Linked DNA regions of Homo sapiens: region 1 is linked to region 2. Evidence: read pairs that join two places in POLR2A ChIA-PET (ENCODE). Cell type or tissue: Panc1. All regions are shown on one strand.

Region 1 (8,000 bases), 240 kb after region 2:
TGGGAGGCAGAGGCAGGAGAATCGCTTGAACCTGGGAGGCAGAGTTTGCCTCCCAGAGTTTGAGACTCTGTCTCAAAAAACAAAAAAAAAAGAAAGAAAAGAAAAAAAGTAGACTTCACAATGATTTTTTAGTATAGTCACAGATTTGTGCAACTATCACTGCAATCTAGTTCCTGGACAATTTTTTTTTTTTTTTGAGATGGAGTCTCATTCTGTCGCCCAGGCTGGAGTGCAGTGGCGCAATCTCGGCTCACTGCAACCTCCGCCTCCCGGGTTCAAGCGATTCTTCTGCCTTAGCCTCCCGAGTAGCTGGGACTACAGGCACCTGCCACCACGCCCAGCTAATTTTTGTATTTTTAGTAGAGACGGGGTTTCATCATATTGGCTAGGCTGGTCTCAAACTCCTGACCTCAAGTGATCCGCCCACCTTGGTCTCCCAAAGTACCAGGATTATGTGAGCCACTGTGCCCGGTGATCCTGGACATTTTTATCATCCCCAAAAGAAACTGTGCCCATTAACAGTTACTTCCCTCATCTCCATGCCCGGACTGACAATCACCCATCAGTTTTCTTTCTTCATAGATTTGCCTATTTGGGACATTCCATATGAATGGAATCATACAATATGGAGACTTTTGTGATGGTTTATTTCACTTAGCATGATGTTTTCAAGGTTCATCCATACTATAGCATTCATCAGTACTTCATTTCTTTCCTTTTCTTTCAATTTTTTTTTTTTTTTCTGAGACAGAGTCTGCCTTGATCACCCAGCCTGGAGTGCAGTGGCGGCACAATCTCGGCTCACTGAAACCTCTGCTTCCCGGGATCAAGGAATTCTCCCACCTCAGCCACCTGAGTAGCTGGAACTACAGGTGCATGCCAGCACACCCAGCTAATTTTTTGTATCTTTTGTAGAGATGGGGTTTCCTCATGCTGCGCAGGCTGGTCTCGAACTCTTGGACTCAAGCAATCTGCCTGCCTTGGCCTCCCAAAATGCTGGGATTACAGGCTTCAGCCACCTTGCCCAGCCAAGAATGCTGTTCTACACAACCGTATACAAATTTTGCATGGATGTATGTTTTCTTTTTTTTTTCTTGAGACAGAGTCTCACTCTGTCACCCAGGCTGGAGTGCAGTGGCGCAATCTCAGCTCACTGCAACCTCCGCCTCCAGGTTCACACCATTCTCCAGCCTCAGTCTCCTGAGTAGCTGCGACTACAGGCGCCTGCCGCCACGCCTGGCTAATTTTTTTGTATTTTTAGTAGAGACAGGGTTTTACTGTGTTAGTCAGGATGGTCTCGATCTCCTGACCTCGTGATCCGCCCATCTCGGCCTCCCAAAGTGCTGGGATTACAGGCGTGAGCCACCGCACCCAGCCCTGCATGGATGTATGTTTTCATTTCTCTAGGAGAAATTTCACCTAGGAGTGGAGTTTTGTATTTGTATATACCCCTGTTACCATCACTCAGATCAAGAAATAGAAAATGCCCGGCCAGGCACGGTGGCTCATGCCTATTAACCCAGCACTCTGGGAGGCCAAGGCCAGCAGCTCACGAGGTCAGGAGTTCGAAACCAGCCTAGCCAACATGCTGAAACCCCGTCTGTACTGAAAATACAAAAATTGGCCGGGCATGGTGGCTCATGCCTGTAGTCTCAGCTACTTGTGACTTTGAGGCCAAAGAATCGCTTGAACCCGCAAGGCAGAGGTTGCAGTGAGCCGAGATTGTACCACTGCACCCCCGTTTGGGCAACAGAGCGAGACTCCATCTCAAAAAAAAAAAAAAAAGAATAGTTTTGCCTGTTCTATTCCGTAGGAACAGATAGAATGATGAAATATATACTATTTTGTGTCAGACTTTTTTCAGGCAATATCTTGAATGTTATATTCACCCATGTCATTGCATATAACCTTAGTTCATTCCTTTTCATTGTCATGTAGTATTCTTAATAAATTGTGAATATCTTCACAACTTCACAATTTATTAGCCCATTCTACAGTTAATGAACATTTGGCTTGTTTCTAGTTTCAGCCAGGTATGAATATTCTTGTTCTTGGTTAGATATGATGTTAATTTCTGTTAGGTATACACCCAGGAGTAGAATTACCGGAATGGGCTATAGAGTTTGCCTTTATTTGGCTTTTGGTTATTAAAAGTTCCAGTCATCCGTGTGTACATAAATATCTCTAGCTCTCATGATTTATTAATATTTATTTAGCCCTGGCTTCTTTTTTTTTTGAGACGGAGTCTTGCTCTGTCACCAGGCTGGAATGCAGTGGTGTGATCTTGGCTCACGGCAACCTCCTCCTCCCAGGTTCAAGTGATTCTCCTGCCTCAGCCTCCCGAATAGCTAGGACTACAGGCGCACGCCACCACGCCCAGCTAATTTTTTTATTTTTAGTAGAGACGGGGTTTCACCATGTTGGCCAGGATGGTCTTGATCTCTTGACCTCGTGGTCTGCCCACCTCGGCCTCCCAAAGTGCTGGGATTACAGGCATGAGCCACCGCACCTGGCCCCTGGCTTTTTTTTTTTTTAATTAAAAAAAAATTTTTTTGAGGCAAGGTCTCACCCAGGCTGGAATACAGTGATACAATCACAGCTCACGGCAGCCTTGACCTCCTGGTCTCAAATGATCCTCACACCTCAGCCTCTTAAAGTGCTGGGATTACAGGTGTAAGCCACTGTACTGGCTCTGGCTTAAAAACCAAAACAATGCAGTCTTTTAATTTCTACCTACAAGTTTTGGAATTCCATCTTTTTTTATTTTTCAGTGGCCCCAGGGTGACTCAGGCACTCACTCATTAGCTGGCCATCTGATTACTCAAAGAGGCTTAGATAATTGACACACTGGGAGGGGAAGTAACCAGGGAATAACAGGGGAGTAACCAGGGAGGGAGCTATTAGGGAAGCAAGAGCAAAGGACAGTGTCTGCCACAGAAGGACATCACGCACTTTTATTTTCTAGATGGAGTTAGGTCTTCCAAGGCGGGCTTTAGACATTCATCTGATTTTATTATTATTATTATTATTGGCACATAGTCACAAGTATATTCATCTCTAACTGGAGAATTATTTGTGAAACTACTGCTAAAAGCCAGTTTCCTAATCAAGGTGCCAGGCCCTGAAACACTCTAGATATGTCCTCAGGCCCTGAAATGTTCACATTATTTCATCAGTTCTGAAGCAAGGAGCAAGAGATGTTGACAGTTATCAAGGAGAAGAGGAAGGGTGAGGGATGTTTGTGTGGGGAAGAGAGCGGTGGGGGGTTGAGCAGGGAGGAAGAGGCTCAGAGCCGCAGCTGATAACTGGGGACTCATACATATTCATGAGGAGGACTGGGATTGGACCAGAGGCCTCAGAGCATGCTGGGACATTTTCCAGGCTGCCTGTTTGCCAGGCAGAGTTCCCAGGGGCCACCGCTGCCTTCCCCGGGCAGCTTCAACCCACAGACACCTGCAGAGACCCTCCTAGTGTCTAGAGGAGGAGAGTTAGGATCACTTTGTTTTAGTCTGATTTCCCAGGAAAAGCCCTCACTCAGTTCTCTCCCCCAACACTGCCTAAGGTGTGAGGCCGGGCACAGTGGCTCACACATATATATAATCCCAGCACTTTGGAAGGCAAAGGTGGGAGGATTGCTTGAGCCCAGGAGTTTAAGACTAGCCTGAGTAACATAGCAAGACCCCTGCCTCTACAAAAAAGTGAAAAAATTAGCTGGGCATTCTGATGTGTGTTTGTAGTCCCAGCTACTCGGGAGACTGAGGGAGGAGGATCGCTTGAGCCCAGGAGTTCAAGGCTGCAGTGAGCTGTGATTGTGTGACTGCACTCCCTCCTGGGTGACAAAGTGAGACCTTGCCTCACAAACAGACCAAATAAATAAATAAAAACATAACCTATGGTTCCATTTACTGGGAGAAAAAATCTTTTCTCCACTGAATTTCACTTGGGCCTTTGTCATAAATCAAGTGACCATATGTATAGAATCTATTTCTGGGCTCTCTGTTCTACACATCTACCTGTTTATCCTTATGCTATTTCTCCACAGTCTTAACGAATGTGGCTTTATTTATTTATTTATTTTGAGAAAGGGTCATAGCCCACTGCAGCCTCAAACTCCTGGCTGGATCAAGCAATCCTCCCGCCTCACACTCCAGAGTAGCTGGGACCACAAGGGTGCACCACCACTTCCAGCTAATTTTTTTAGTTTTGTAGAGATGGGGGTCTTGCTATGTTGCCCAGGCTGGTCTTGAACTCAAGCAATCGTCCTACCTTGGCCTCCCAAAGTACTGGGATTACAGATGTGAGCCATTGCAACTGGCCTTGCCATTTTGGCTATTCTAGGTCATTACTATTTTCATATAAATTTTAGAATTATTTAAAAAATTTCCTGGGTGGTTTTAATTCCTTATCTCATACGCTTTCTCAGGGAACTGGCCACAAAGCAGCACTACCCCCTCAAGGTGACTTCATTCCAAATCAAGGGCCTCATTCTTAGCATCCAGTAGCCCAAATGCAGCTGACAATGTTCTCCCAAGAGTTGAGTAGTTCAGAGGCTGTATAGAGCAAGCCCAGACTCAGATCAGATAATCCAGCCAACTCTGCAGACTCCGGTGTTGACCTGCCCTTGAATAGAGACTAGAGACTGTTCCATGACTAGCCAGAAATGCATATGGAAATTTAATATATGATAATGATGGCATTGGGTGCTTTGTGAAAAAGATGGACTATTCAATAAATAGGGGTTGAGGTCAGGCATGGTGGCTCCCTTGGCTTTGAGAGGCCGAGGTGGGAGGATTGCTTGAAGCCAGGTGTTCAAGAACCTGTCTCTACCAAAAAAAAATATATATATATATAAAATACATTTTATATATATATATATATTTTTTTTTTTTTTGAGATGGAGTCTCACTCTGTCACGCAGGCTGGAGTCAGTGGCGCGATCTCAGCTCACTGCAACCTCCATTTCCAAGGTTCAAGTGATTCTCCTGCCTCTCTTGTAATCTGGGATTACAGGCGCCTGCCACCACGCCCGGCTAATTTTTGTGGTTTTAGTACAGATGGAGTTTCAGCATGTTAGCCAGACTGGTCTTGAACTCCTGACCTCAAGTGATCCGCCCACCCTGGCCTCCCAAATTGTTGGGATTACAGGTGTGACCCACTGCGCCCAGCCTGCGAGCCACCGCACCCGGCAAAAACAAAACAAAACAAAACAAAAATATATACATGTGTATATATATGTATATATATATTCCCTTTATATATTTATACAGCTACTATATATATTTATATGACCACTATAGATAGATAGATACAACTGAAAAAGATAAAATTGAAATCTCACCTTATTTATTTATTCGTTTTGAGACAGAGTATTGCTCTGTTGCCCAGGCTGGAGTGCAGTGGCGAGATCTCAGCTCACTGCAATCTCCGCCTCCTGGGTTCAAGCAATTCTCCTGCCTCAGCCTCCCAAGTAGCTGGGACTACAGGCGCACGCCACCACGCCCAGCTAATTTTTTGTATTTTTAGTAGAGATGGGGTTTCACCAGGTTGCCCAGGCTAGTTGTCATCTCCTGAGCTCAGGCAATCTGCCCACCTCGGCCTCCCAAAGTGCTGGGATTACAGGCATGAGCTACCGCACCTGACATTTATTTATTTATTTATTTATTTATTTATTTAATTTGTTTATTTTGAGAGGGAGTCTTGCTCTGTCGCCCAGGCTGGAGTGCAATGGTGAGATCTCAGCTCACTGCAACTTCCTCCTCCTAGATTCAAGTGATTCTCCTGCCTCAGCCTCCTGAGTAGCTGGGAATACAGGCACGTACCACCTCGCTCGGCTAATTTTTGTATCTTCAGTACAGACTGGGTTTCACCATGTTGGCCAGGCTGGTCTCGAACTCCTGACCTCAAGTGATCTGCCCATCTTGGCCTCCCAAAGTATTGGGATTAGTGTGAACTACCACGCTTGGCCGAAAGACTACCTTATTATTCATATGGAAATAAATACCAAATGGATCAAATATTTACGTGTTAAAAATAAAACCATAGGCTGGGCGCGGTGGCTCACGCCTGTAATCCCAGCACTTTGGGAGGCCGAGGCAGGCGGATCATGAGGTCGGGAGGATCCAGACCATCCTGGCTAACACTGTGAAACCCCGTCCCTACTAAAAATACAAAAAATTAGCCGGGCGTGGTGGCGGGCGCCTGTAGTCTCAACTACTCGAGAACCTGGGAGGCGGAGCTTGCAGTGAGCCGAGATAGCGCCACTGCAGTCCGGCCCCAGGCGAAAGAGCGAGACTCCGTCCCCCCCGCAAAAAAAAAAGAAAAACTAGAAGAATCATTGGATGGAGACACCCACATCACCATATTCAAGTAATGCAGTCCCCCTCCCTGGTATCCTTAGCTATTCAGGCACAAAGCACCCAGGTGTCTCACTGCCCTTTAGGGAAAACATTTCTTCTTCCTCTTCCTCTTCCTCTTCCTCTCCTCCTCCTCCTCCTCCTTCTCTTCTCCTTTTCCTTCTCCTCCTTCTCCTTCTCCTTCTGCTTCTTCTTCTTCTTCTTTTTTTTTGGCGGTAGGGGGACAGAGTCTTGCTCTGTGGCCCAGGCTGGAGTGCAGTGGCGTGATCTCGGCTCACTGCAACCTTTGCCTCCTGGGTTCAAGCGATTCTCCTGCCTCAGCCTCCCAAGTAGCTGGGATTAGAGGTGTGGGCCACCACACCTGGCCAATTTTTGTATTTTTTAGTAGAGATGGGTTTTTGCCATGTTGGCCAGGCTGGTCTCAAACTCCAGACGTCAAGTGATCCACCTGCCTCAGCCTCCCAAAGCGCTGAGATTACAGGTATGAGCCACCACACCCGGCCAGGGAGAATGTTTCTCACTAGAGAAAATGTTACCAAATGAAGACTGTATGCCCCTCCTCTAAGTTGAGAAAATGGAAAACACTACTTAATGAGCACCTGCTGTATACCAAGCACTTTTCCATAATGTCATCGCTAAGAGCTCCAAGTTCTGAATTGTACAGCAAGGATGGGCTTTTGGCTTCCTCAGAGGTCATCTTGTTACCCGAAAAGATTCAGGCCTGCCAAAGGGTGTGCAAGCTGCCTCCCAGCGGCAGGTAAGGACAGGCCCAGAGCCTAGCGAGTCACTGCTTCATTCTTAGGTTCTGAGGACAAGCAGTAGGAATGGGAAAAGAGAACAACCAATTAATCCTAGTTGGATGCTAAGCAGTCTTTCAGAGTGGAGGGAAATATATCCCACTAAGGATGGTGACCTAAGACTCTAGAAGCCTCTGCTAGGTAGATCCATATGATGCCCTGGTCTTGCCAAGTTCAGGGAGCTGGGTGCCAAGTCTATCAGCATTCCTCTGGGGCCAGGCCAACAAAGGTAGCGTAAGAACATGGCTGAGTAACCCGAGCCTTGGTTAGGAGCCTCATATGTGCTCCCCTTAAAGGTGCTGTATTTTTCCATTCCTGGGAAATTCTTAAATCTCAGGTGACTCATCATCTCTTTCACTTGCACCAAAGGTGAACCCCAGCTCTCCTCCCTCCTTTTCCCTGTCCTAGCCCAACCTCAGCAGGGTCACACACCATCTCTGAGTGATCCTAGGGTCAGCTTGCCTGAGGCATCTGCCCTTCATTGTTGCTGCTTAGCATGATTTGGGGGGCATGGAGTTTCCCCTAGCGCAGGGTTGCCCGATTTAGCAAATAAAAATACAGGACACCCAGTTAAATTTGAATTTAAGATAAACAGTGAATGTATGTATGTATGTCTCAAATATTTTGTTGTACTTTGCCTGATAACTTCATCCCGGGAGTCTTTGTTTGTTTGTTTTTGGAGAGTCAGGGTCTCGCTCTGTCACCCAGGCCGGAGTGCAGTAGTGCAATCATAGCTCACTACAGCCTCAAACTCCTGGGCTCAAATGATCCTTATCCAGGGAGTATTTATTTATTTATATATATTTTTGAGACAGAGTCTCCCTCTGTTGCCCAGGCTGGAGTGCAGTGT
Region 2 (8,000 bases):
CTCGGCCTCCCAAAGTGCTGGGATTATAGGCATGAGCCACCGCGCCCGGCCGGCCGTTCTTATACTACAGGATCTAGAATGTGTGTTTGTTGAGAGTAAGCGTCTTTCTTACTATGTTGACAGTGACACAAATTTCTTTTTAGCAAATGTAGCTTTGGATCTCTGTCTCTTGTAGCCTTATGAGTTTTTCTGGCATTATTTACAACTGAGAAACAGTATCTCCTCTAAATTTTCTTGATACATGTTTTGAATGAATCTTTTTGGTGTCGTCAATTATGATTCGAAATGTTAGTTTAATCCTCCTTTCTTTGATCATAATCTGTCTATGGTCATAGACAGATAGGCACATTTATTACTACCCCTGAATAATATTCTGTCATTGAGATCATACTATATATGCTATTTGTACCTTATACTAAACAATATGTGTAAGGATATTTTTCATATTCATAACATAAAATTTACATAATGCTTTTTTTGATTTTTTTTCTTTTTGAAATGAGGTTTTGCTATGTTGTTCAAGCTGGTCTTGAACTCCTGGGCTGAAGTGATCCCCCTGCTTCGGGCTCCTGAATAGCTGGGATTTCAGGTGTGTGCCACTGTACCCAGCTCTTAATACTTTTTAGTAGGTTATAATATTTTATTTTATGGATGAATCATATTTTAACTGACCACATTATTTTATTCCTCTAAAAATAAACTTGTGGGATAGATACAATAGGAATTATTTTTTATTTTTTTTGAGACAGAATCTTGCTCTATCACCAGGCTGAAGTGCAGTGGCGTGATGTTGGCTCATTGCAACCTACGCCTCCCAGGTTCAAGCAATTTCTTGTGCCTCAACCTCTGGAATAGCTGGGATTACAGGTGCCTGCCACCATGTCCAGCTAATTTTTGTATTTTTAGTAGAGACAGGGTTTCACCATGTTGGCCAGGCTGGTCTCAAACTCCTCACCTCAAGTGATCCGCCTGCCTCGGCTTCCCAAAGTGCTGGGATGACAGGCATGAGCCACTGGGCCTGGCCAGAATTATCTTTTAGATATGAGAACATGGAGGCTTCTGCAGTTAAAGAATAAAATACATGGTAGTAGCAGTTTATTGAGCTCCTACTAGAAGCCTAGAATTGGATTAATGCCATTCATACCATACATTAGCATTTTGTAAGTAACATAAAACTAATACTGTATAATAAAGATTCTGAAATAATGAATCTAGGAGTCTTTTTTGAATGCTATGTAATCTTTGTGATATAAGTCTTTTATGTATTACATACTTCTTTGCTTTGGTAAACAAGGTTCTTAAAGATAATTTAACCTTTCTTTCATGACTTAGGCTTAATTATTAAAATGGCCAATTTTCAGAGGCTAATTTGTGAGAACTGCATCTCCTACCCTGAGTGGAAGTAACTGCTTTAGTAGTTTGTTTGTTTGTTTTCTCTATCCTTCCTCCCACCCTCCTTATCATCACAGCTCACTGCAACCTCAACCTCCCAGACTCAAGCTATCTTCCCACCTTAGCCCCCCACCCAGTAGCTGGGCAGATGGGGTTTCACCATGTTGTTCAGCCTATTGGCGTTTTATCTGTCTTACTGAGCTACATCTCCTCACTGTCCGTGTCTACTTCACAGTTAAATTCTTTCTCTTCTCTGAGCTTATTCCCCCCAACCCCCACTTTTTTTTTATTATGACTTTTCCTCTTTTAGCTACTCTGTTGGTGTGACAGAAATGCCTATCATTAGGCAATGAGCGTTTTACTTACCAGTCAAATCACATCTTTAGCTTTAGGATCATAGAACTTGTGGGGCTGAAAAGGATCTTGAAATCATTTAGTCCTGCTTTTTTTCAGAAAACACTGAGTTCCTTTGGTCTATTTTGGTCATTACTGTGAACTTGGAGGCTTTTTAAATTACTCTGGAAAATAAAGTATGTTCCGTACAGAACAATGCCTCTCAAAGTATGGTCCACATACCACGAACTGTCTGTTAATGTAATGACAAGATAAGTACAAAAACAGAGAGTAAACATTTAGAGACTTATAGTGCCTAAACCCCTAGCTCAGAAAGGTTGAAGGAACTTTTTATAATTCTTTTTAATCAGGAAGCCTAAAAGTTCAGAAGAACCTTAAACTTTTTGGTAGCTAGCCCTATCCATAAGTGTTTGAATATATCATGGCAGTTTTTGTATGTTACCTTCTTGGTTAAGAAAAGGAAAGGGGCCTGACCTGGTGGCTCATGCCTCCCAGCACTTTGGGAGGCCGAGGTGGGAGGATCACTTGAGCCCAGGAGTTTGAGACCAGCCTAGGCAACATGGCAAAACCCTGTCTCTACCAAAATACAAAAATTAGCTGGGCATGGTGGTGCACGCCTGTAGTCCCAGCTACTTGGGAGGCTGAGGTGGATGGATGGTTTGAGCCTGGGAAATGGAGGTTGCAGTGAGCCAAGATCATGCCACTGCACTCCACCCTGGGTGACAGCCCAACCCTGTCTTTCTAAAAACAAAAAACAAAAAAACAAACAAACAAAAAACACACACCAGAAAGAGAGTGAGACGGAAAAGATCTAATGAGAAGTTACTGGGGATTTTTCAGCTTTCTTTTGTCATTAGTTTTTAGAACATATATAGCTGTAATTATTTAGTGTTCATTCCCATTTTGATGCAATTTATGCCATTTACAATATCCCCTTTATTTTTAGCAATCATTTGATATTTTTTGGATTAGAGTATCACTGTACTGATTTTTTAATCAAATCGAATTGTAGTTGAGCTTATCTATGACACAGTAAATATAGACCTTCAAAGGCTATTAGCTTCATATGGTGCTTATACGTTTGAGGGACATATTTTTTATACTATTCAGGGTCATGAAATTGCCACTCTCAATTTAAGGATAAAGGAAGGTCAGTGACTGAGCCAAGTGACTCTCCCCAGTTATCACCCCGCTAGAAATTCTGTTTATAATCCAAGAGTCCTTAGAAATAAGATCCCTTTGACTTACTAGATTTCATTTTGGCAAATTAAAAAAAAATTATTTGAGTATTAAGAAAGGTGAAGGGATTGCTTTTTGCTTCCTAATACTGTTCGCATCTGTGATATCATCCACACAATGTGATTGAATAAATCTTTATATAATGAAATAGAATGGCACATTTTATTTTATTTTTATTTTTATTTTTATTGTTTTTTTGAGACAGAGTCTCGCTGTCTCCCAGGCTGGAGTGCAGTGGTGCGACCTCCGCTCACTGCAACCTCCGCCTCCCGGGCTCAAGCGATTCTCCTGCCTCAGCCTCCCAAGCAGCTGGGATCACAGGCATGCATGTGCCACCACGCCCAGCTAATTTTTGTATTTTTAGTAGACATGGGGTTTCTCCATGTTGGTCAGGCTGGTCTCGAACTCCCGACCTCAGGTGATCTGTCCACTTCGGCCTCCCAAAGTGCTGGGATTACTGGTGTGAGCCACCGTGCCTGGCCTTTATTTTTATTTTTGAGACGGAGTCTCTTGCTCGGTCGCCCAGGCTGGAGTGCAGTGGCGCGGTATCAGCCTACTGCAACCTCCGCCTTCCGGGTTCAAGCCATTCTCCTGCCTCAGCCTCCCGAGTAGCTGGGATTACAGGTGTCGGCCACCGTGCCTGGCCCACAATTTTTTTTTTTTTTTTTTTTTGAATCCCATTTGGCGCCCGGCGCGGTGGCTCACACCTGTTATCCCAGCACTCTGAGAGGCCAAGGCGGGCCTGAAGTCAGGAGTTCTGAGACCAGCCTGGCCAACATGGCGAAACCCTGTCTCTACTAAAAAACACAAAAATTAGCTGGGCCTGGTGGCACGCACCTGAATTCCAGCTACTCTGGAGGCTGAGGCAGGAGAATGGCTTGAACCCGGGAGGCGGAGGTTGCAGTGAGCCGAGATAGCGCCACTGCACTCCAGCCTGGGTGACCCAGCAAGACTCCATCTCAAAAAAAAAAAAATTAAAATCCCATTTGGCAAACCCTTAACCTTATGCTTATTTAAATATAGCATAGAATAAATATTTGACCTGTAGGGCAGCGCTCATCTTTGTTTTGAGTCTAGTTTTTATTTGTACAAAGGCTCAAATTCTTAATATTTATGATGATTTGAAATTGAACTAGGATTGGAATAACCAGCATAGACCATGGTTGAGAATATAATTTTTTGGTGGTGACCCAAAATAATTTGAGATTTGAAGTGTTGCTGTGTGTATGTGTGTTTGTGCGTGCGTGTGTGTGTGTGTGTTGTTGTTTTGTTTTGTTGAGACAGTCTGCTCTGTTGCCCAAGCTGGTGTGCAATGGCGCAATCTTGGCCCACTGCAATGTCTGCCTCCTGGGCTCATGCAATCCTCCTCCCTCAGCCTCTCAAGCAGCTGGGACTACAGGTGTGTACAACCACACCCAGCTAATTTTATATCTTCTGTAGAGACGAGGTTTCACCATGTTTGCTCAGACTAGTCTCAAACTACTGGCTGCTCCTTGGTTTTAATAGAAGCATTATGAATAACATACCCAGGTTTTTCCCTCTTTCTGTCTCTTTTAGGAGGCAGGGTGAAGAATTTCAAACCAATGGATTAAAAAAAGACACTATTGGGTGATAGGTCACACCTGTAATCCCAGCACTTTGGGAGCCCTAGGCAGGAGGATGCTTGAGCCTAGGAGGTCAAGACCAGTCTTGGCAACATGGCGAGATCCTGCTTTTACAAAAAATTAAAAAATTAGCTGGTCACGGTAGTACGTGCCTACTCAAGAGGCTGAGGTGGGAGGATTGCTTGAGCCTGGTAGGTCGTGGCTGCGGTGAGCTGTGTTCACGCCACTGCACTCCAGCCTAGACAACAGAGCGAGACCCTATCTCAAAAAAAATCAAAATAAAAAATAAAAATCTATTATTATTATTATTCTTAGAGGTAGGTTCTTGCTGTGTTACCCAGACTGGCTTTGAACTCCTGGGCTCAAGTGACTGTCCTACATCTGCCTCCTGAGTAGCTGGGCAACAGGCATGCACCACTGTGCTGGCTAAAAACCACTATTATTAATCCTGTCGAGCACATATTCCATTTTGGCAAATGTTAACTGATGAGATTAAAATTACCCTTCACATTAATAAAGTTCTATTTCTATAATATTTTCAGCAAGCAAGTGGATTCTATGAGGACAGGAAATGATTCTTCTAGCCTAACTTTTTAAAGCTGAAGTTTAGAACTTATTTTGGGTTTTTCTTTGATGCATGAAAGGATCTGGTTGTAGTTTCCCACCACACCCAGCTAATTTTGTATTTTTAGTAGAGATGGGGTTTTACCATATTGGCCAGACTGGTATCGAACTCCTGACCTTGTGATCCACCCTCCTTGTTCTCCCAAAGTCTGGGATTACAGGCATGAGCCACCACACCCCGCCTGTAGTTTCTTAAAATGACTCATCTCTATTCAACCAGTCATTGTTGAAACTCAGGAAAGAGCCACATTTTACAAAATATAAAAGACAATACGAAGCTGACTTTTTTTAGTAATATATGTTCTTCTATAAGAGAAATGACAAAAACAAAATAGTCTGTACATGGGTTAATAATTTTAGAGCCTTTTCTCTCAGTAGCATGTTTAGAATTTAGGGAAATAAGACAGGTTTGATAAAATATCCATTAGCCTAGAAAGATACTTAGAAAGAATCCCTCACCTGTTCTTTAAGTTGCCCCTTGATTGTAATGAAGCCATGTGCTCATTCTTGGAACGCAGAGCTGTCAAGAAACATCATCAGACATAGTTTTAACCTGGTAATGGTGGCTGCCAGTCAGGTGGCTGTCAGTCAGCTCCTTGGTTCTTATGAAATTCTTCTGCTGGTTTCCATAGAGTTGATGTTCTGTTTTGGTCTGGGGTAAAGCAAGGACTTAGTCTTTGTTATGGATGTTTGCTAACAGGAAATCAATGATGCTTCTAGCCTTTTGGCAACTGACTTATAGGAATTCTGAAGTTTTCTTCATTACAGACAAGGTCTCATCACAAGCCAGAATGATGGTTGTCTTATTTTAAAACACTTATGTTGGGCTGGTTGTGGTGTCTCATGCCTGCAACCCCAGCACTTTGGGAGGCTGAGGCAAGAGCATAACTTGAGCCCTGGAGTTCGAGACCAGCCCTGGCAACATAGCGAGACTCTGTCTCTACAAAAAATCAAAAAACTAGCTGGGCATTTTGGCATATACATGTGGTCTTAGCTACTTGGGAGGCTGAGGTGGGAGGATTGCTTGAGCCCAGGAGGTTGAGGCTGCAGTGAGCTGTGATGGCACCACCGTACTTCAGCCTGGGCAACACAGCAAGACCTTGTCTCAAAAAAGAAGGGAAAAAAATGATGTCTTTGGGAGGCTGAGGTGGGCAGATCACCTGAGGTCAGGAGTTCGAGACCAGCCTGGCCAACATGGTAAAACCCTGTCTCTACTAAAAATATAAAAATTAGCTGGGCGTAGTGGCAGGCACCTGTAATCCCAGCTACCCGGGAGGCTGAGGCAGGAGAATCGCTTGAGCCCAGGAGGCGGAGGTTGCAATGAGCCGAGATTGTGCTGCAGCACTCCAGCCTGGGCAACAAGAGCAAGACTCTGTCTCAAAAAAAAAAAAAAAAAGATGCTCCATCCACAGATATTCTAAGGTAACCAGACTGGGATGAGACCAACTCATTAGTCTCGTTTAAAAGCTCTCAAAGCAATTCTAATATTCAGCCAGGGTTGAGAACAGCTACCCTAACTCATATTCTTCTGATGTCCCCTCCTCGCCACCATAGGTATTTTCTTCATCTAATTGAAACGTTCTTATGTGCAAGAGCATACCCTGTCTCAAAAAAATTTAAAAAATTAAAAAGCAAAAGCTTCTTAATAGGAAAAGTTATTAGTTTCCCTATAACTGCATATGCATTTATATGAGAGCTCCTCAGCCTTCTCACTACCCATAGTGTGGTAGTTTTGCTGAATATCTGTTAAATTGAATGAAAACACCAAAATAGGAAAGTGAAGGGAAATGGTAGGCCATATTCATTCTGTCTTTGTTTTAAAGATTAAGAAACTGAATAACAGAAAGATTAGTGACTGAGATGACTGAGATACTTTGGGTTAGAATTTTTGCCTTTTAAACATGCCGACAGTAATTTTATCTATTAGGCTATGTTACTACGTAGGTACTTATGCCATCCTTGGTAGTAAAATCTTTATGTCAGTCAGTGTAGCATAAAAAAAGTAAAAATAGTCATTTATGATCTTCCATGATTTATCTGTAGCTTTAATGCAAGAAGACAACTAAACACACTAAATTAACACCTTTCACTTTTACCCCTTGCCTAGAAATTTGTATTTATTAAAGCATGATATTTATTTAGCCACTATGAATAGTTTATAGACAGACCTGGAAATTTATAGATTTGTCTTTGTTGGAATACTTGCTTAAACAGACTTGTTTCCTAAACCACTGGCCTGGTTTTCTACTATTAAAAGATTATTTAAATTGGTTACCTAGAGAAGATCTCCATGCTGTTATGAGCCATATTTTGAGATAGGAGAAGGAAGCCCAGCCATACTCCCTTATCTGTGTCCTGGCAGATGCAAACCTGCCCTGCCCTGCACATTTGGTTAGAGATGATAGTGCCAAACCACCACTTCTGACGCGATCATGAGGCTGGTCTCCTTGTCTCCTTTGTGCACAGGGACTGCTCATCTTACAGTAAGCTTCTATTTGGAAGCAAGAGATTTGAATTCTTTGAAAACATTGATAAAGCAAGTCAGGAGGGGAGTGCAGGGACTGGCTATTTGATATACCTACACAGAAAGCTAGGTACAGATCTTCAGATCTGCAAGACATGGGAAATAAACCCTTACCCAAACCAAACATGTCTTCCTCTGTAGAATATGAAACGAGGTGGCCAGTGACCAAGCTGACCACACATTTTGAATGAAAGTGATGATGTATGCTGCCATTCACACTCCAGTAGATTTCTGACATGGAATTAAGCTCTTTTTTAGGGAGA

What was found. ChIA-PET counts read pairs that join two places held together with the same protein. Peaks named below come from ENCODE experiments on the same cell type or tissue, not always from the same donor. Only the 100,000 strongest peaks of a DNase experiment are listed, where the experiment ranks them.
Region 1: POLR2A ChIA-PET joins it to region 2 with 7 read pairs; 3 of 35 experiments call an interaction of 5 or more read pairs at or near these places.

What each region holds. Positions count from the first base shown.
Region 1 is chr12:112,112,064-112,120,063 of GRCh38, reverse strand. No RefSeq gene overlaps it. Among named protein-coding and RNA genes, the nearest start is that of NAA25, 7.3 kb to the right of the region's middle. In Panc1, no CTCF peak of the experiment used is centred here; no DNase peak of the experiment used is centred here; H3K27ac peaks cover 2,222 bases.
Region 2 is chr12:112,350,945-112,358,944 of GRCh38, reverse strand. The region is part of intron 1 of HECTD4 (HECT domain E3 ubiquitin protein ligase 4); the gene reads left to right. Among named protein-coding and RNA genes, the nearest start is that of HECTD4, 27 kb to the left of the region's middle. In Panc1, no CTCF peak of the experiment used is centred here; no DNase peak of the experiment used is centred here.